2 separate regions of the Homo sapiens genome follow, and region 1 is linked to region 2. Evidence: chromatin loops called from intact Hi-C (ENCODE). Cell type or tissue: HCT116. All regions are shown on one strand. Links, peaks and the distances in the headings refer to the core of each region. The heading gives the core; the rest is flanking DNA.

Evidence for each region. Peaks named below come from ENCODE experiments on the same cell type or tissue, not always from the same donor. Only the 100,000 strongest peaks of a DNase experiment are listed, where the experiment ranks them.
Region 1: it touches region 2 in a loop (3.0-fold over the local background); 2 of 110 quality-filtered maps call a loop at or near these places.

What each region holds. Positions count from the first base shown.
Region 1 is chr2:113,403,104-113,413,506 of GRCh38, forward strand. All of the region lies in intron 2 of LINC02966 (long intergenic non-protein coding RNA 2966), which reads left to right. It also overlaps LOC124907873. Among named protein-coding and RNA genes, the nearest start is that of ZNG1B, 29 kb to the right of the region's middle. RefSeq lists a silencer at 3,219-3,268. In HCT116, for the core only: a CTCF peak has its summit at 4,799 (motif pointing left); a DNase peak (open chromatin) is centred at 4,828; H3K27me3 peaks cover 779 bases.
Region 2 is chr2:112,953,136-112,963,538 of GRCh38, forward strand. No RefSeq gene overlaps it. Among named protein-coding and RNA genes, the nearest start is that of IL36G, 20 kb to the right of the region's middle. RefSeq lists a silencer at 5,920-5,969. In HCT116, for the core only: CTCF peaks have their summits at 5,893 (motif pointing left), 6,103 and 7,316 (motif pointing right); a DNase peak (open chromatin) is centred at 5,836.

The sequences.
Region 1 (10,403 bases), core at 1,633-9,632, 450 kb after region 2:
ATGGATGAAGCTGGAAACCATCATTCTCAGCAAACTATCACAAGGAAAAAAAACAAACACCGCATATTCTCACTCATAGGTGGGAATTGAACAATGAGAACACTTGGACACAGGAAGGGGAACATCACACACTGGGTCCTGTTGTGCGGTGGGGGTATGGGGGGGGATAGCATTAGGAGATATACCTAATGTAAATGACGAGTTAATGGGTGCAGCAAACCAACATGGCACATGTATACATACGTAACAAACCTGCACGTTGTGCACATGTACCCTAGAACTTAAAGTATAATAAAAATATATATATATTTAAAAAATAACAAAAAATAAAGTGCTAATTGTAAAAAACAACAAAAATATTTCCAATTTAGTTTGAACCTTCAATGTATACCTTAAGCAAGTGACTTGAAGGAAATTTGAATGCTGCGTTCCTTCTCCCAGCTCTGCCTCACTGAGGATGGGAATCCAGTGGCACCTGAGACTCCTGGATGTAGTGCCTGGGTGACATTCCTGTGGAGAAAAGCACTTTAGGGCCAGTCTCTAGATGTCTTCTCATGGGTCTTCTGCTTTCACATGAAGCTTTTGAGAAGATGAGGAAAATTATTTAATTAGTCACAGACTATCAAAATCTATGTTCAAGATAGCGGCTTATAGTGGCTTATATCTACTCATAAGGGCAGAGCCCTCATGATTAAACACTTCCCATTAGGCTCTGTCTCTCAATTCTGTTGCCTTGGGGATTAAGGTAACAGCAGATAGATTTGAGGGGACACAGTGATGAGGGAAGGCTCATTCCAAGCCCTGTGGTCTGCCATGCGTGCAGGCAGGGCTGCCTTTCTCAGAGAGAGCAGTGAGGGGCAGAGATGGGAATGGGGAACCAGCAGAAGCACAGTGAAAGAAAAAGGCCTGGATGCAGACATGGACAGATGCATCCATCCAGAAAAAAGCACCTGTACTTTCCCCCTGGAGTTGCATCCCTCTGGAATGGTGTTTCCTGGCAAGTCAGTTGCAAGAGAAGGGATCTGGGAAATAACATCTCAGGATATGCTGCATTTGTGTGGTGCTTATTTCAAACTGAAAGCATTTAGAAAACATCAATTGGACAAAGGCTCTTTTCCTACATCAGTTACTCCAGAAGGAAGCCAACTGTCATGAAAACCCTCCCTGGGAATGGCCGGGCGCGGTGGCTCACGCCTGTAATCCCAGCACTTTGGGAGGCCGAGGCTGGAAGATCACGAGGTCGGGAGATCGAGACCATCCTGGCTAACACAGTGAAACCCCATATTTACTAAAAATACAAAAAATTAGCCGGGCGAGGTAGCGGGAGCCTGTAGTCCCAGCTACTCAGGAGGCTGAGGCAGGAGAATGGCGTGAACCCGGGAGACGGAGCCTGCAGTGAGCCGAGATCGCACCCCTGCACTCCAGCCTGGGGGACAGCGAGACCCCGTCTCAAAAAAAAAAAAAAAAAAAAAGAAAACCCTCCCTGGGAATGTTGATCTATCAGGGAATATTAACATGCACTAGGAGTTAAATTCAAAAGAGATTGGAAGTTGATTTCATCCAGTCAGGCTATTAACTATTCTTTTGAGGATCCATTTATTTTATTTTACATCATTTACTCTCCCTAGGTTGGTTACAGTCCCCACCTCCCTCTCCCCGATAAAGGATGTATAAGCACCTGGACCTCACTGGGTTATCTGGGTAATCTCTCTCCTCTGATATTTTCCTCTGCATGTTAAATACATTTGTTTGCCTTTTTCTCCTATTATGTGTCTTTTGTCCATTCATTTTAAGCAAACTTTAGAGGGCAAAATCAAACTTTGACATTTCACCCTACGCAAGCAAGTTTCCTTAAAATTCAGGCCCCTGAATGGGCAGCAGGAGGGTGTGTGCAGATGCTACACCAGAGTGATTTGGCCACTTCTACTCAGGAATCAGTAATACTCCCCAGAACCCCAGGCTGCAGGCCACTGATGCTGATGTAGGTGGATCCACTTCCTCTGTTGCTGAACCAGGCTGAGATGATGTGAGATATAATGAGTCCGAATCTGCGTCCAGTTTTATCCAAATCCAAGTGATTTCTCCATATATGTGGGCATTTGCTTGATAGGAGATGGAGACTCTCTTTCCTGGATGTCAGACAGGAGGCTGGCATCTTGGTCAGAATGTCCCCTCTTACTGCTAAACAGTGAAAGAGGAAAGTGGCATTGATAGTGCAAGGCAGGGACATGCACTGAGCAGCAGCTGCCCTCACTAGGAGAGAGGGTTCACTGTCCTGATCTTTCCCAAGTTCTCTCCTTTATGTGTTCTCCAGAAATCCAGACTCCAGAGCACCCAGGGACAGGCTGGTGGGCAGTGCAACTCAGAACATTACTCAGTGGATATGGTATTGGTCTTCTTACTTTAGAGACAATTGATCCTTAGGTAATTTCAAGTTTATCTTAATCCATGCTCCTATAATTGGAGGAAGAAACAAGTAACTTTTTTTTGAAGTAATCAGATCCGGCATCACTAGTCAGCGCTTCCTGCTGATAAACCCTGGGGAACATACCCAATGACAGAAAAGGAGGTATAATATAGAGATCCCCAAAGCAAAAATAAGATGCAGCTCATATAATCTCTGGGCATTATTGAGGTCTATAGGTTTGCATAAATGTGCAACTGTAAGTGGTACACACATTAAGGACTTATAGCACCATCTTTGTGCACCTGCAGTGAATTGCTTGACCTTACACTGATAATAAGAATGGTTTAAGGTTATTATAGAATACTTACAAATATATTTAGCATTATCTTGATATTTTTCCTTTTTTTTTAAGAAGGAACAATTACACACTCACAGAAATGTAACTATACCACAAAGTACCCCCCTCCCTTTCAGAGTATTTTTAAGACCTGCTGATTCCACACTCTAAAAACTTTACTTTGAGTTTCCTACAGAGAACAATTTCTCCCAAATAATCCCCATACGCCAATGGAATACATTACTCCCTCAAGTACTCAGCAGTATTTCAAATTTCGACAATTATCAAAAAATATTCTTTGTTTCAAATTGACCCCCAGCAAGAAACAGATTAAAGACAAATCTGTGTTGCCCTGGTCCGACCTGAGATCCTGAGGACACTGTCCTTGTGCTGAGTTACTGAGATGAGCCAGCCCTGCAGCTGTGCCCAGTGGGCCCCATCCCCTGCTGATTTGCATGTTCCCAGAGCCCAGCCCCCTCCCTGCCCTGAAGACTTTTTTATAGGCTGGTCACACCCTGTGCAGGAGTCAGTCCCAGCCAGGACACAGCATGGAAATGAGGGTCCCCGCTCAGCTCCTGGGGCTCCTGCTGCTCTGGCTCCGAGGTAAGGAAGGAGAACACTAGGAATTTACTCAGCCAGTGTATTCGGTACTGGCTGGATTTTCAGGGAGGGCTTCTCATAACGTGATTGATTGTGTGGATGTTTGTTTTTATGCTTCCAACCTCAGGTGCCAGATGTGACATCCAGGTGACCCAGTCTCCATCTTCCCTGTCTGCGTCTGTAGGAGACAGAGTCACCATCACCTGCCGGGCAAGTCAGGGCATTAGCAATGGGTTATCCTGGTATCAGCAGAAACCAGGGCAAGCCCCTACGCTCCTGATCTATGCTGCATCCAGTTTGCAGTCGGGGGTCCCATCTCGGTTCAGTGGCAGTGGATCTGGGACAGATTTCACTCTCACCATCAGCAGCCTGCAGCCTGAAGATGTTGCAACTTATTACTGTCTACAGGATTATACTACCCCATTCACAGTGTTACAAGCCATAACAAAAACCCCCCAGAGAAGCAGATGTGTGAGTCTGCACTGTCCTAGCTACTCCTCCTGGTGCCTCCATCTGCTGAGAACATTTCCCAAATTGCATCCACACTTTGAAGTTTCTGTAGAAAGTGACATGAAGCCTCCTCTATACCTTAACTATCTTTCCTTCACGGCATCCCCAGCGGCACAGACAGGGCAAACCCTCTCCTGATTGCATTAAGAACAGAGATGATTACACCTACGAAGTCTGAGTTATGGTGTGAGTTGGAATTAATATCATAAAGGAGACACCACTCTTGGAATTCCAAGTAGAATTTTTCTTCTAAAAACAGGAATGAGAGTCTAAACTACAGTCTTTAAAAGTCTTGATGGCATGAGAATGAAGATGCAAATGCAAAAAAGAGGGATTCTCTGGATCTCGCCATGAATCCAGAATGTATCTGCCACTTCAGAAGGTATAATTGCCAATCATGTGGTCCTCAGACATGTCTGGGAAGCCCAGGTTTGGGGCTGCTGATGCTCTCTGCCTGGAGAACCTGCCTGATTTTCTAAGGCACCTGCTTAACTGTTGACCAGCAAGGGTCCTGTTCCAAAGAGACCTAGCCAAAGAGAATGATCAGAGTAAAAGGCCAATTCCTTCCAATGCCTTCCTGGCCCCATTTTCCCTGAATCCTCCCTGTTAATTATAAAAACTCTTTCATGGCTCTTACCTCAGACTCACCGGGCTCCCAACTCTCGGGTTTCCTAGTTCTGCCCTAAACAAGCCTCACACTGTCCTGCCCTTGGAGCTTTACTCTCACTGCTCCCTCAGGGGTGAGGCTTTTCCCCAGACCCTTGGGTTCCTTCCCTCACTCCCAAAGCCAACCCTGTGCTTCCCATCTTAATGATCCCTCTGTATGTGTTCATAGGACACCCTACTCCATGCTTTTGTCAGAAGCACTTTTCGCCTTCTGACTTATGATATAATTTATTTACTTATGATTTTACACTTGATAGGCTGACTCCCTCTAGTGGAATTTGAGCTTCATGGGATCAGGGGCCATTGTCTATTATTTGCATTGCTGCATCCCAGTGTAATGGGAGTACCTGGCAAGCAGTAGGTGCTCAGAGTGGGGCACTCTTCCCAGGAGTCTGCATGTCTAGAAGTCTGGGAGGATTGTAAAGAGTGGATTAAACTGCTTGTTATATGGACAATGTTCCCTTTTCCTTTTTTTTATTCATTTTACTTACCCAGTCTTTAGGAAATAAGGAAAATTACAATTCTCAGAACTTATATACTTTGTCTCAAGTGGTATTTTAGGTTGTATTTCCTGAAAACATACAATAATAATACAACATTATCATACTTAATTGATTATATTATACTAATATGTAATGACATGTAATATGTACTATGTAAGTTATAACAATAGTAGATTTATTGACTTTCCATTTAAAAGACAAAACTTACCAGATTATATCAGGAGTCAGATAATTGATATTTCAGGTTTGTTGGCAAAGAAAGAAAACTGAATACATTACTTAGATACATACATAAGAAAGAAAACACATTTTCACTATTGTTATTAATAATTTTAAATGGAATGTGATTTAAAGAGCTTCTCAGCCTGTTCAGGGGAACCTCACTCACCACTACATGTTCACAACTCTGAGGAAAACAAGAAAACCCCAGATAAGATTCTTGTTTCCATCAGTGGTGTGAACAGAGGTTTTCAAAACTGTTAAAAGGAAAAGAGTCTGAGTCTGTGTGAAAGGCTGTGTTGTGCAGAGTGGAGTGCTCTATAGAAGAGAAGATACCACCCCCATTTTTCCTGGCCAGGTGGATGCACCATCATCTGTCTGCAGGGAGTGGAATCACACAATGATGAGTCTGAGCCTGGAGTCTGCTTATCTTTGCAGCTGTGGTCACTCATGCACCCACAGTGCTTGGCCTAACAAAGTGATGTCCTTTACTAGTTCTTCCAAAGAATGGAACGTTTTCAGGGCTCATAGAAAAGATGTCTAAGCTGCGAAGGAAAAGTGTGTATAGAAGATGAATTTCTGATCAATGACTTCAGCCAGGTGCAATCATGCAGCAAGGAAGATGAATGGGCATGTTGCAGGAAGAAAGAGAAAAAGAAACCATAGGTTTTTATTTTTTCTTTCAAGAGATTTGTACTAAACACCATCTGTCTGAGCCTAGGTTATTGGTGAGGTAGGAGGACAGGGATTAAATTGTGAGTCCAGAGAGGAGAAGGTCTACCCCCATGCTAAGTCAATAGCCTTTCTGACTTGACCACCTGGGCAGGGGCTTCTCAATGAAAAGAAGAGGAGGCAGGTGGTCTCTGTAGCTGGAAGCTCCGCACCTTCCCATGCTTCTTTGCATGTTCCTCCCAGCCACGCTGGTGTCCGGAGCCCATATCAATGCCTAGGTCAGACCTCAGGGGAAGAGCTACTCAATTAGGACCCAGAAAGATTCATGGAAGCCCCAGCTCAGCTTCTCTGTCTCCTGTTACTCTAGCTCCCAGGTGAGAGGAAGAGGAGATGGCCCTGCACTGAAACTCTCTCAACCTTCTTGGTTCCTCTGACCTGGCATCAATACCTTCTTTCCACATCCTCCCAAGCAGCAGCCACTGTTGTGCGGCCTGGGAAGGGGTTGCCTCCCAGCCCCAACTCTGCATCATCACAGATCCAGGCTCCAGGACCTCATCCTGTGTTGGCAACTCAGACCCTGAGCCATTTCCATGTGGACCAGCCCCACCCCAGGCCCAGAGCTGCTGTCACTACAAGTGCACCCACACTCCAGAGCCTGGCCCTGAGGCTGCTCTGGAAATTGCCTAAGACATAACATAAATGGAGAATGTACAGCAACACAGTAGAGTGAAATGCAGAGAATAACCACACAGAAAGCATCTCTGGGAGATGGCACACCTGAGAGACCTGAGAAATATTGAAAATGTGTCAAGAGTAATGAAACACATTAGTCTATAAGATCAAAAAAATGGAACTTATCCAGGATAAACATCAAGACATGCATCACTATACAGATTATAGTTCAAATGCTAAATCACATACAAAGAGAAAATCTCAAGTGTATTAAAAAAAACTGGTTCATTATACCAGGGAAACAGTAATAAAACCTCGATTAACTGTTTATGGGACCAATAGAGGCAAGAAGACAGTGAGATTACATACTTACATGCTGGGTGGAGGGCACTCAACCAAGGATTCATTATCCAGTGAAAATATGCTTCAAAAATAAAGGTAAAGTAAAAACACTTATTTATGAACAAAATGAAGAGAAATGATTTCTTGTAGATATGCTCTATATATATTCAAGAGGCAATTTTTCAGAATCACAGGAAATGAGAGCAGATAGTAAGTTGAATGCACAGAAATAAATGAAGATTTCATAAATAGTAAAGAAAAGAGCAAGATGCAAGAAAAACAAAAGAAAAACAGCATCTGTGATACTAATCTTTTAGAAAATTATTACACTGCTAATAAAATGTGAAGTGTGGATTCATGCCACTGAGCTTAGGTTATTGCCTCCACTATTTTTGAAATGCTAGTGCCCATGATGTCCTGATGCAGGAACTCATCTCTTAACAAAACAATACAGCCATATACAGAAAAAATAAGGTCCTTTTTCACCCATTCTGGTGTAGGGTAGCTCAATCAATTAAAAGAAATTGCAAAGGCTATATGCTATGGTTTGGGTGTTTGTCCTCTCCAAACCTCATGTTGAAATATGATTCCCAGTATTGAAGGTGGGGCCTAATGGGAGGTGTTTGGATCATGAGGACAGATCCCTCTTGAATAAATTAATTCTGTCTCTTGGAGGTGAGTCCTTACTCAGTTCCCATGAGAGCTGGTTGTCACAAAGAGCTGGTATCTCCCCATCTTCTTGCTTCCTCTCTCTCCATGTGATCTCTGCACATACCAGCTCTCCTTCACCTTCTACCATGAGTGGACACAGCCTGAGGGCCTCACCAGAAGCTGAATAGATGCTGGCACCAGGCTTCCCGTATAGCCCGCAGAACCATGAGCTAAATAGACCTCTTTTCTTAATAAATTACCCAGCCTCAGGTATTCCTTTATAGCCACACAAAAGGACTAAGACACCCTATCACTGGAGTCCACTCAGACTACCAGGTGAGATAAATCCAGGAGCTTCCAGGTTCTTTGTTCTTGATTCTGGCAATGGGTCCAAATAAAAGACAATGAAAGGATATGCTATTGGCTACTTTGTCATTTCGTCTTCCTGCTTCCTACCTAATGACCTGAATGCACATGTGCTCCCGCTGTCAGTCTCCCCACTGTGAACAACTCTCCTTTCTCTTTACGAACCTCCTCTGCCCTGGGCAGGCTGGTGACCACACTGCTCTGGGCCAGATACTGTGCCCAGTACAGAGAGGAGGTGCACGAGGAAATGATAAGGCACATCTCTGCTTTGGAGAATCTCATTGCCCAAGAAGACATATAGACAAGTAAACCAGTTACAGAAATAATGGTTAAGGTACACTGGTGGGACGAAGAAGGGACGAATCAGTTTTGCCTAAGATTGGAGGATGCTGGGCAAAAAAGGCTTCAGAGAAGAGGAGGTATTTGGAGAGTGCATTGAAGGTTGAATAGAAGGTTTAGAGAATCAGAATTTGCCTAGTGTACAGAAAGAAAAATTGAAAGGCAGTGGACGGCCATCAGTAGAAGGGTGTGAGGCACAAGTTATTGAGGTACATGAAGAGACTGACAGTCATGATCCTTATGAAGCATTAGTTGAAGGGTCACAGAGGTACGCATAAGTATACCAATGGTAATGCTGCTGGAAGAGTAGCCAGGGGACTGGAGAAAAGAAGGCACCATGTTATGTGCTGGGACCTCATTCATTCTTCATGTCATAAGGAGCCAATTCTTCTCTGGACTTTTCCACATTCCATGCAAAGTCTGTCTGGCTTCCTGTCCATTTACTTTCTGGTCATTCAAGGCCTACCACTGTCCGGTGTCCAGTTGCTCCTCACATGCAGATGGAAAACCTGGGCCAGGTCAAAGTCTGAAGACCTAGAGAACTGGGCAGAGCTCTGGGCAGTGTGGGATCTGCCCACACCTCTCAGAGAGAGGAACTGAGGTGGTTGTTCTGAGAGGCAGTGAGCAGGGAGACCCCGAAGCCAAAGGCTGGCAGGATCCAGCAGGGCAGAGGCCAGCAGGGGAATTCAGGGAAGAGCCTCAGGGCTGACAATGGGGACACCTGACTACAGTCAAGGGGATTCAAAGCACAGCCTGGAACCTGGAGGAATCCCCTGGAACATGGACACAGAAATGCGGACAGCTGAAGCCATGACCTTGACCACAGGTAGGGAGCTTGCAGTTAGGGACAGGAGCCAACTTTACTTAGACATAACTCAAATTCATTTCATTTCTGAAGGAAATGAAATTTCCTTCATTTTCACCTGGTTGGAATTTATTGCTCTCTCCTTAATGGTGCATAGCACCTTGTTTATTTATGCTTTGAGTAATTGTAATATGCCTTGTTTTATAGTATTTTTATACATTTCTACTTCAACTCTTGATTATAAATTTGTTAAGGCAGGGAATATCTATCTATCTGTCTATCTTATCTATCTATCATCTACACACACTAATGGTATTTTAGCTATAGCATACATAAATACATAGGTACATTTTGTTGAATTGAAATTAAGTGAATTAATCCCATCCTCTTTCAGAATAGAAATTATGTTTTCTGGGAGCTAGAAACTATTGTGAGAGATGTTAGTATTGTTGAAATTTAAAAGGGGCTGTCCAGTTCAGTTGTGGCCTGGTGTGTACTGAATGACATCCAAATTCTAAGTAAGTGGAATTGCTATCAGATCTGAAATAAATTAGCCATGCTCGTGAGAAGATGTAGAGTGAGGAATTCCTTCCACAAATGCTCTGTTTATCTGATTATTGGTTAGCCAGTGATTTCCTGTCATCCACAAAAAAAGAGGAAATAGTAAGAGAAAAGTAAATACTAGGTGAAGTGCTTTGAGCCAAAGGGAGTCCATATAAGAAGTGATGGATGGCTCTGTTGGGATCCCGGCAGTAGTGCATGATGATGTTGTTGTATAAATACGTCAGCTCCTTTAACCCTCGGGGGACCCTGAAGCATGTGTTTTTCATGGGCCCCTAGCGTGCTCATGCGGGATTAAGTTTCAGTTGCCTACTGTGGTAATTGGCTTGAGAAGCCTATCTTTATTAATTTTCTCCTCTTCCTTGTCTTATTTCTCTTCTCCCCTACCTGTGTTCTCTTCATTCCCTTCCTCCCTACAAAATAAACTATGTGAGTTTGAATTCTTGTTTCAGGATTCAAGTTTGCTCCTGGGGAACCAAATTAAGACTAAAGAATATGTATTCTCTTTCTTCTCATTTGGCGTTGAGACATTTTAAAGCCTCAACAATTTTCCCTATATAAGCAGTTCCAATTATTTGTGCCTGACTTATAAAAAGTAGGTAATGAGAAAATTAAGGCTTGCAGACAAATCTTACACAATTGCAGCAGAATATCTCAGAAATGTGCCCAATTCTGAGACAGAAAGAAAAGAAAAAAAATCCCACATCTTTATTATGGTTTCCCAATGCCTCTTCAAAGCGCATTAAGTAGGTG
Region 2 (10,403 bases), core at 1,394-9,393:
TGTATTTTTATCTTAAATATTGTAGTTTTCAACTCTAAAAGTTCATTTTGGATCTTCTTATATCTTCTACATCTCTACTTAATATGTTTAATCTTTCACTTGTTGAACATACGGAGTACTTAGTAAACTGTCCTTTTCTGTTAATTATAGTATCTTTGCAAGTTTGGGTCAGTTCTGAAGTGTTGATTTATCTCCTTTTTATGGGTCATATATATATATGTATTTTTTTGAGATGGAGTTTTGCTCTTGTTGCCCAGGCTGAAGTGCAATGGTGCGATCTTGGCTCACTGCGGTCTCCTTCTCCCAGGTTCAAGCAATTCTCCTGCCTCAACCTCCTGAGTAGCTGGGATTACAGGCGCCCACCACCATGCTGGGCTAATTTTTATATTTTTAGTAGAGATGAGGTCTCACCATGTTGACCAGGCTGGTCTTGAACTCCTGACCTCCGGGTGAGCCACCCACCTTGGCCTCCCAGAGTGCTGGGATTACAGGCATGAGCCAATGTGCCCGGCCTTATAGGTCATATTTTACTGCTTCTTTGATGGCCTAGAAAATTTCAATTGAATGCTAGACATTGTGAATTTTACCTTGTTGGGTGCTAGATATTATTTTTGTGTTTCTAGATATTAATATTTTGTGTTTTTATAACTAGTCGAGCTGTGTGCTGGGATGTGATTAGGTTACTTGAATACAGTTTGATCCTTTCAGATTTTCTTTCAAGATGGGTTAGGCGGGAACAGAACAGCATTTATCCCTCTACTAAGGCAAGACACTGTGTACTCTACCAATGCTCCATGAAATATGAAGTTTTCCCACCTGACTGGTGAAAACTGCTCCTGGCCCTGTGTGAGTACTGGGACTTTCCTGTCTCTCTTTAATGTGCTTATGCTCTTCTCTACCTTCTTTAACATATAAAATAAATTAATCATAACCATTTAATGTCTGCTAATTTTATCATATGTATACTTTCTAGGCCTGTTTCTGTTGATTGCTTTTTCTTTTCATTATGAATAATATTTTCCCGCCAATTTTCAAGGCTGGTAATTTTTTAATGGATGCCAGACATTTTGAATTTAACCTTGCTGGGTTTGATCATATTTTAATATTTATTTAAATGTTCTTGAATTTTTTTCTGGGACACAGTTAAATTACTTGGACACGGTTTCATTCTTTTGAGGCTTCCCTCAAAGCTTTGTTAGGCATGTCCAGACAAAGCGGGCAGGCTTTAGTCTCAGTTAATTTGAACTTATTATTGAGGAAATATTCGTTTGAGTACTCCATATGCGTTACAAGGTTGTTCCACTCTGGCTGGTGGAAACATAAATGATTCCTGTCTTTGGGTGAGCTTTGGACATCATTCCTTCTGTTCTTTTCCACATATTGAGTAATATCCTTACATGTATGCACTGATCGGTACTCAGCTAGTGACGTCAGGGCAATCTTCTGCGGGTCTCTGGAGCTCTCGCTGTCTCTCTGTAAAGCTCTCTTTTTCCCTACAACTGTCTCCTCTCTGATACTCTTGCCTACATATCTGTGTTAGTGTTCCTAAATTTTCAACTTGGTTTTCTCAACTCAGGTGAACGCCAGTCTCTGTTGGGTTCTGCTTCTTTGTGCTGCAGCTATGCCCTTACTATGCCCCTTAGTAAACTGGGGCAATTCTAAGACTCAGCTCATTTCACCGCTTTTCTCAGACACGACTATCTAGTGCTGTCTGTTATCCAATGTGTAACAAACAATGCTTTGTATATTTTGTCTGATTCCTAAGTTGTTTAATGCGGAAGGGTGTATCTGAATCTTGTACTTCATCTTGGCTGGAAGTGGACAGAAGTCAATCTAGCCTTTGACTTTTGCCACCTATGTAAGAGTCCACAAATAATAGCATAGTGTTTAAGAGCATGGGCTCTGGTTACTAATTTGAGTATCATTCCTTTTTATTTATGTAACCTCTCCTTAATCTGTACCATGGAGCTAATAATTATATCTCTTCACATAATTATGACAGGGAGCATTTGAGTCAACTCCTAAAAACATAATTAGCCTAGTGCCAGACCCACAGGAAGTACCCAACACATGTCAGCTTTTATTAATAATTAAGCACTTTTACATGAGTGCTCTGGATATTTTTCAAAAAGCATCTTAATATTTTGGTGGATTTCTGAAATGCCATTACTGGGCCAATGCTTGGCTGTTTTAAATTTTTTTCTAGTCTCTTGTCCTTGGATCTTTCAAATCTGTAGCTATTAATACATGGCAGGCAGCCCTGCACACCTATGGCCACATTTCCACCTGTTCCCTGCAGCCAAGGAGAGGCCACATTAGTGCATCCACTGACTGTGCTCCTGATTAGGAGGGAAGGGGGCAGGTGATCCATGGAAGGACAGGGGCTAGAAAATCAAGTGTGAAACTCAGAGCCTTAAGCGAGTTTGTCAGCTTGGTCAATGGAAGATAATCCTCTGGTGGTTCCCAGCCCAGGCTATACATCAGAGTCACCCAGGAGGCATGCCATTGGACAGCAATCCCATTCTAGGAAAGTCTGATTCAGCTGTAAGAGGCAGAATCCTAGGATCTGTACCCTTTAAGCACCCTAGATGACAGCCAGGTTTGCCTTCTAACAATTCCTCACACCTGGTAGCACCTTGGATCTCTGTCCCCCAAACCCCATCTCAGGATCACCAGGCAAACTTTGAGAAATAGCAGTCCTGAAGCTCCATTCTCAGGGATTCGGGTGAACAAGTGCTATAGGTGATTCTGAAGAGCAGCTTGAGTTGACATCCATTTGTATAGGACAGAGTTTCTCAGGCTTTAACTTGCATCAGAATCACCTGGAGGACCTGTTGAAATAGATTGCAGGGCCCCATTCCCAGAGTTTCTAATTCATACATAGCTCTGGAGGACCTGATAATTTACATTTCAAACAAGCTTCCAGTGATGCTGATGTGCTAGACTGGTGGACGGCACTTTGAGAATGACTGGTTTGGAGTTTCAGAGTTCACAAGGCACTTGTACCTTCATTTTCTCTGTTAACCCTGAAGTCAAGCCTGCAAGGAGCCACAATGAGCCCTGACTTACGGGAGCAAGAGATAGAGGCTTAGGTGAAGTCACTTACCCAAGCTTTTCAGTCCTTCAGCCAAGAACCGTCTCACACTGACTGGGCGTGACAGCATCCTGGTGCAAGGAACTCAGCTTAAGGTGCTAACACTGCAGGTGGCTGTGGATGAACTCGGCCCTGTTACCTGTCACCAGATAATCCAGAAATCTGCTTTCTCCCAGAAACTCAAGCTAGGAAATTCTCCAGATTATCCTATTGGTGAATGTGGCTAAATCCTGGCCACCTTCCCAAGGAGTCTGTACTGCCGCTCCTGGTAGGTTCCACCCAAACCCTCCTGGGCCCCTTGAATCCTCTTCTCTGTCCCAGCCCATACCAGAGGCTCATTCATCCTTCATGCAGTTAATAGGGTGCGTTGGAGCCTCACTCTGTGCACCCTGGTCCAGGAATATCTGCCCTGTTTGCATATCTGGAGCCTTCAATGCAGCCAACACTGGCTCACTCTGAGAGGTGAGAGAATCACTGCTGTGCCCCGGCCCAAGTGGAGGAGGGTGGGGAAGGGAGGGCAGGACCCAGGGAGATTTCATGCAGCGGTGAACATTTAAATTTAATGATCCTCCTCAGTTTTGAAGTCCATTGGCCAGGAGTCTGTGTATTGTTTTTGTAAGTGTGTGTGCTATGTTGTAGGAGGAAGGAATATGACTTTCCTCAGACTTACACTCTTGCTGCTGCTATCTGTCTTTGAAAATGGGGACAAAATTGATTATTTTCTTTATCCTTGTTTGCATCAATCACCCAGGCCATCGTCATCTCTTGCACTGTAATTTTGATATGGCTTTTTGCATCTTCTGCTCCAATTCCATCCACTCCTCTCCACCTCCAGGGGCTCTTTCAGGGTGTCTCTGGAATGCTTGGTTCATCCTCAGCATGTTTCTGCACCTCTTTAACCCTTCCCTTCACCCTCCTGCTCTTACTGAAACCTGGCTCTGCCTGAGAATACTGCTTTATCTCAGTCCTTTCCAGGGGTGGCTGTCTTTTTTCCTCCCTTAACCCTTATGTCACAGGGCCCAGGGATGGAGTAAGGTCCTCCTCGATGCTTCCAGATCATTCTTCCTCCTCCAATTCACTGCTGTAGCTCCAACTCCCGCCGCCCTCTAGTGTGTCCTCTTAATGGCAGTCATTCACCATCTTCCTGTCCCTCCCCTTCATTTCTTGGATGGTGACTGTCACTTTGCTGCAACAGAACCCTGTCCCAATCCTTGATGGTTCAATACACACATAGACATTCTTTTTAACAGGGCGGCCTCTCAGGTCTTTAATTTTCTTCCCTCCAATAACCTTGTGATGATCCCCCAGCTTAGCCACTTACTGCCAGATCATTACCAGTAACTCCAGCCCCTCCTTAATTCTAGTTTCTAATATCCTAATCTGTGACCTCACATTCCAACTTCTTCATTCTTATCCCCTGAGTCAAAAAATCCTTTGATCCATGCAATCCATTAAGTCATCTACCTTTTCACCATTCTTCGCCCCACTAGGGTTCTCATTCCTTTATTACCCAGATGAAATTCCAAGGCCTGTTGGAATCACTCCCTTGCAGCCACTGTCAATACTTCTGCCCCTTTTACTTCATCACCCTTATGTGGCAAAACCACAGCCCTGGTTGAGTCCAGCCTTACCCCTGCTCTGTGCCAGCACCCGCACACGCATGGCTGATGGAGGTTGGAAAAATCCACACATGCACAGGGCCCTGTATGTCAATATACGTTTCCAACCTCCAGCCTTGCATATGCCTCAGTGCTGCCTGGCAACACATTATATGTTTTCCTTAGTTCCTTCAGTCTCCTGGGTTCCTAGGTGAGTATCTCACACATTCTTCTCTCTCTGCAAACCTCCAACACCTCCACGTCACTTTCAACTGATGACTTTGTTTCCTATTTCACTTGAAACACAGAGGCAAACATAAACAAATCCCACCCACTGCCACCACTCTGCCCATCTGCCAGCATGGCACCCCCCAATCTAGGCCTTTCCTGCTGTCACTTGGGGTGGGCTGACTATACTCCATCCAAGTCCTTTTTACTTATGCACTCGTATCGTACCCTCTCACCTGCTCAGGACGTGCCTCTAGCAAGTCCTCTCATGCTCCGGCAACATCATGGTTCCTCTTCAGCAGACCAGTTATACTGGCACAAAGCATGCAGCTGTTCCTCCCATCTCCACCACCCTCTCCATCTCTTTCTCACGTTGCTCTATCCTTAATTATAGCAAAACCCATAGGAAGTGTTATAGAGACCCCCCTTTCTGTAATTTCTCCTGTTCTATTTTAAACTTGCCCCCAAAGTACACTTACCAAAGTGGCTGTAGTCTCCGCCACTGCACCTAAACTTCCCTTGCTGAGGTCATCACCAGCCTGCACGTGGCCAAACCCACTGCTGTCTCTGCTCTCCTCTTATTTGACTTTTGAGTCATGTGAGCACATAAATGATCCAAACGGCAACACTCCTAAGAAATGGTTGTACCTGGACAAGAGGCATAAATTGGGGCCGTCTTAGGAAAGCAGATATACAGCCATCCTACCTTTAGGCACTCACTGTTGGATGCAATTGGTCACTCTTCCTTGGGACCTTTCCGCCATTGGCTCCACTATACGCACTCTCCTGGTTTCCTCCCCTCTAGCCGCTGTCTTTGGTCTCCTTTCTGATTTTGCTGCGTCCTCTGTCCCCTGAATGATTGCTTCTCCACTACGGGGTGATTTTGCTCCCCAGGGGACATTTGGCAATATCTGGAGAGGTCTATGGTTGTGTTTGAGGGTGTTGCTACTGCCATCTAGTGGGGAGAGGCTAGAGATGCTGTTAATGCCCAGGACAGTCCCCATAACACAGAATTATTCAGCTCAAAATATCCATGGTGCCAAGATCAAGAAACCCTGCTCAAATATTAGCATGTGCTGAAGGCCCTTCTCTTTCCTTTAGCAATATCTGCCTCCTTAGGGATCTTTTCTAGTCTCAGTGGTTTAACATTTAAAATCCCAAATTAGGCAATAAATTGGGCCCCAAACTTCGTTAGTATAAAATGTAGAACTGTGTTATTAGAAGGCTAATAAAATGACCTGGTGAGCATCTGCAGCTAGCCTCTGAGCAATTCTGGGGACCACGTGCAAGATAAATCCATCTGTTCCCTCTCTGTAATGTGGCGCTACCTTGTGGCCGATTTTTCCTCGGGTTAAATATCTCTGGGGATGCAACTTGTCGTGGTTAATGGCTGTGTGAGGCCAGCGCGTGGTGATAAAGGAATCAATCAAGACAATATTGAATTTAGAAAGGCAGATTTATTTAGAGAAAAGGAGAGATACGTTGCAAGGGAGCAATGGGCAATACAGCAGAGGGAAGGCTGTCTGCAAAGAGGCAAGGGCTACGTATGACGTAGGGCTGCTTAGGCTGAATGCTTGCAGACAAGATGCTTGCGTGCAGGTGGGCTGTGAGCTGAGTGCTTGGGTGCTAGTGAGCCATTGGCAGCTGACCCTATTTCTTGGAACATTCGCTCCCTGCAAGCATTTTAATGTTAAACCGCCAGGTCAGTTTGAATTTTCTTTTTTCTTTTTTTTTTTTTTTTTTTGCCTTTAGTAGGACCTGCCGTTGTGAGACTATCTGAGGTAAATTAGACACCCTCCTGGTTTAAGTCACCGCTCCAGTGACTAGGCAGGGAGCTCTTCCTTGAAGAGGGTGTGGGCAGTGGGTACTTTGCATGTTGTCCACACCAGGCGAGCTGCTGCTTCAGGGCCTTTGCATTTGCTCTTTTCTTTGCCCAAAATGCACTTCTCTCACTGTTCACATGATTTTTCTCCCTCTTTTCCTTTTAGTCTTTGCTTAAATATCACCTTCTAGGGAGGCCTTCCCACACCACCTCTTCAAGATTTGAGGGTATGCACCCCCACCCCTAGCCTTCTTATCCCTCTCCACTGCTTTCTTCTCAAAGCACTTGTTACGTTCAAATAAAATAGATTAGTTACTTTATAGTTCTAATTTTACTATTTTTTGTTTACTTCATCAATACCCATGTAATCTCTGGAAGGAACGTTTCTTTTTGTAGTGTATTTCTAGCACCTAGAACAGTACTTGGCACATGGCAGGTGTTCAAAAGTATTTGTTGATTATTTTCTCAAAGGGCATGGAGTCTTAGAAGTTTGAGAACACAGTTCTAAGCACAGCTGTTTAGAGACTATGGATGATGCTAATGGCTGTATTCCCAGTAGGTGGGGCAATTCTCAAATTGACCTGGAATCCTTGAGATCTGGGGACAGTCACCAAGCACTGGGCTCTGTGGGGAGAGATGTGCTGGTTTTTAGAGAGGAGAATAGCATCCTGGGGGACTTGGCCCCAGGGCTTTCCTGTCCCAATCTCTTCCCAACTGAGTCCCAGAGGCAGGAGGCCTTGTCTGTAGCTGGTCAGTCCTGTAACTGTTTCCCTCCCATCTACACAGATGCAAAGAAGGCTGAGAAAAGCAAGCTGTCAGGTGAGCAGGGGCCCTGACTCCTCCCCAGAAGGCACTCAGAACTTCCATAGGGCAACTGGAAAGAAGGTTCTACTTCCTCACCGGCAGCTGTTGCTGGGGAAAAAACCAGCCTCAGGCCCTACCCTGTGCTGAGAACCTGAATCCAGTATCAGGTTCTCCAACAAACTTGGATCCAGCTGACCCTCACAAGGGGTCAGATGCAACCTTGTAGCATATGGAAAATGGCAGCAAGGTCCTTGTGTGGACTATGCCTAGAATCTAAATTAAGACAAGGCCTCAGAGGGGCTAAGTGACATCTGTCTCCAAAGTTTCACAGCTAGTGTGTGACTAAATCTTGATTCCACCCTCTCAGGTTTTACCATAATCCCAAAAAAGGTTGAAACAAGAAAAGTTATCTTTGGGCAATTACCTCTTTCTGTTCCTTGCTTTACCTACTAATGTTCTAGGCTCACCCTCTGGTCTGCAATCTCACTGAACTGACAGATCCCTCATGGCCTAAAGGGTTTTCACACTGGGTTGACTAGGCTCTCCCATTGCCTGTCCTACTGTCTAAGGCACCTCCTGGGTAGGGTGCCCAGCGTCATTCTGATGCTGCCTGACTTTCCTTCCAGCTACTTTTGAAACTTGGTATCCATGGCAGAGGCTTAAAGGGCATGTTCCAGGTACTTTTATTTCCAAATTCCCCAGTGGCATCAAGGAAATCAGCATCTCTGGATAGCTCTACTAAGGCTTAGTTCTCATTGTCCAATCTAGCTCCTGGGTCATGGGAGGCATTCAGGAAATATTTGAGTGTAAGAGTGAGTTGCTTTACCTCCAGAATATCCTTCCAATGGCTCTGAAGCAGGCTGTGGAGTCCTGCTGGCTGATCACAGTTCACAGGTGGCTCCCAAACCTGTGGTCTACATCCATCCTTTGTCAGTGTCACTGCCATTGTCCCACAAATGTCATTTGGGCCTAGCCCCTGGGATAGTAATCAGTCTTTACATAGATATACATTGTGCTTTACATCCACAGTAATTCTGAGTGGACCTTAAAATAAATTCCATGTCAGGTCTCACCAGCCCATGGGTTACAGATGGGGTTACCTTTCAGCCTTGTAAGGTGCCCCGTCTTTGAGTGTAGACATGGACTCACAACGAGTCCACTCCTGCTGTTCCTCTGCTCTTGCTGAGGCTTCTGCTGCTGCTGCTGCTGCTTTGCAGAGGCTGGCCAGCTGTGGTGCCTGAGGCACCTGTGTCTTCACAGCACCAACTTGCATGGTGGCCACGGTGTAGTTGGAAAGGGATGCTTAGATGGGAGGCCAATGGGAGCTGCTTCAGGAGGCAAATCCAAGTCACAGAGATCGAGTCACCGAGAGCATAGTAAACTCAAAATCCCTTCTTCTGCTTAATAACTGAGATGCTGTCACTGGGTTAACCTCACCAAGCCTTGTTTTGTCTTCACTTAGAGTGATTTCTGTCTTAGAAGGCTCCTCATATCCTTCTGGGGAAGGCTTCTAGTGAGTCCACAGATAGCTGGACCAGGCATGTCCAGAAATAATCTGATTCTCACATTTGAGTTAGCCAGCGTTCCCAGCTATATCCCCATTTTGTGTCTATATAAGTTACCAAAGCCCACAAGGATATTAGGTGGCTCCTTAGTTTGCTTTATGATTATGCCTTGTGTGTGTGTGTGTGTGAGTGTGTACGCCTATGAGGATTCCTTCTCTCCCGTTCTTGCTATGGCTTCTCTTCCCCACTGATGGGCTGTAGTTCCCTGTCCTTTTGACTTTGGGCTTAGTCATGTGACTTTTTTGCCAAGGGAATGTGGGCAGAAGTAACTGGGAGCCAGTCCCAAGCTAAGGCCTTGGGAAGCATGGTGAGCCTATGCCAGCTCCCTCAGAACTCCTTCCCTTGGCCATGAAGAGAGAATAACCTGGATTGTACCTTCAGCCCATGTCCTAGAATACAAACATGGAGAATAATGAACTTGACTCAAAGGCTGAAGGGCAGCTGAGCCCACATGAGGTCAATTGAACTGCAGCTACCTACAGACCTGAAAGTGAAATAAACATGTATAAGTCTCTGACGTTTGGGGTTTGTTTACATAGCATTATTGTAGCAGAAACTTAAATAATACTGGGGGCTAAATATAGTGGACCAGTGACAGCACAGAATGGTAAAATGGAGTGATTGTTACTTACATCACAACCCTTCATCTCTGTTGATGGACACTAAAATCAAAGTGGCAATTACTCAGAGTTGGGAGTCATTGAGTTGCATCATTGTTGTTTAGAATCATTGACAGTTTGAGCTCTAAGTGATTACAGAGATGGTTTCCTCAGCTACAGGTAAATAAACAAAGGCACAGAGAAGTAAAGTGACTTCTAGAGGGCTTCATTGATATTTAGCAGCAGAATCAGAGCTAAACAATGAGTCTCTCATCTCCAGCCTTTCTATTCTTGTTTCCTAGGTTGGGATTTTGGGAAATAGTGCAGAGAGATTAGCAGTAGTGACATGGAACAATGTGAGCCTCAGCTTCCATCCCTGAGGCTGCCTTCATCTGCCAGGGAAATGTCTCTGTGTGCAGCCTTGCCCTCTGCACACAGTGTGTATGGCCACCTGAATAAGTGTCCTTTCATAGCGACTAATGGATTGAAATGGGTGCTAGAGCAGTGCTTCTAAAAACTCCATGTATTAATCATCTAGGGGTCTTACCAAAAACGCATGCAGATTCTGATTCAGTAGGTCTGGAGTGGGGCTTGACATTCTGCACTTGTAACACATGGACCACACTTTGAGTAGCAATGTATTAGATCATTCCAGTGGAAACATGTATGAGTGATGGAATGAACAGATATAAT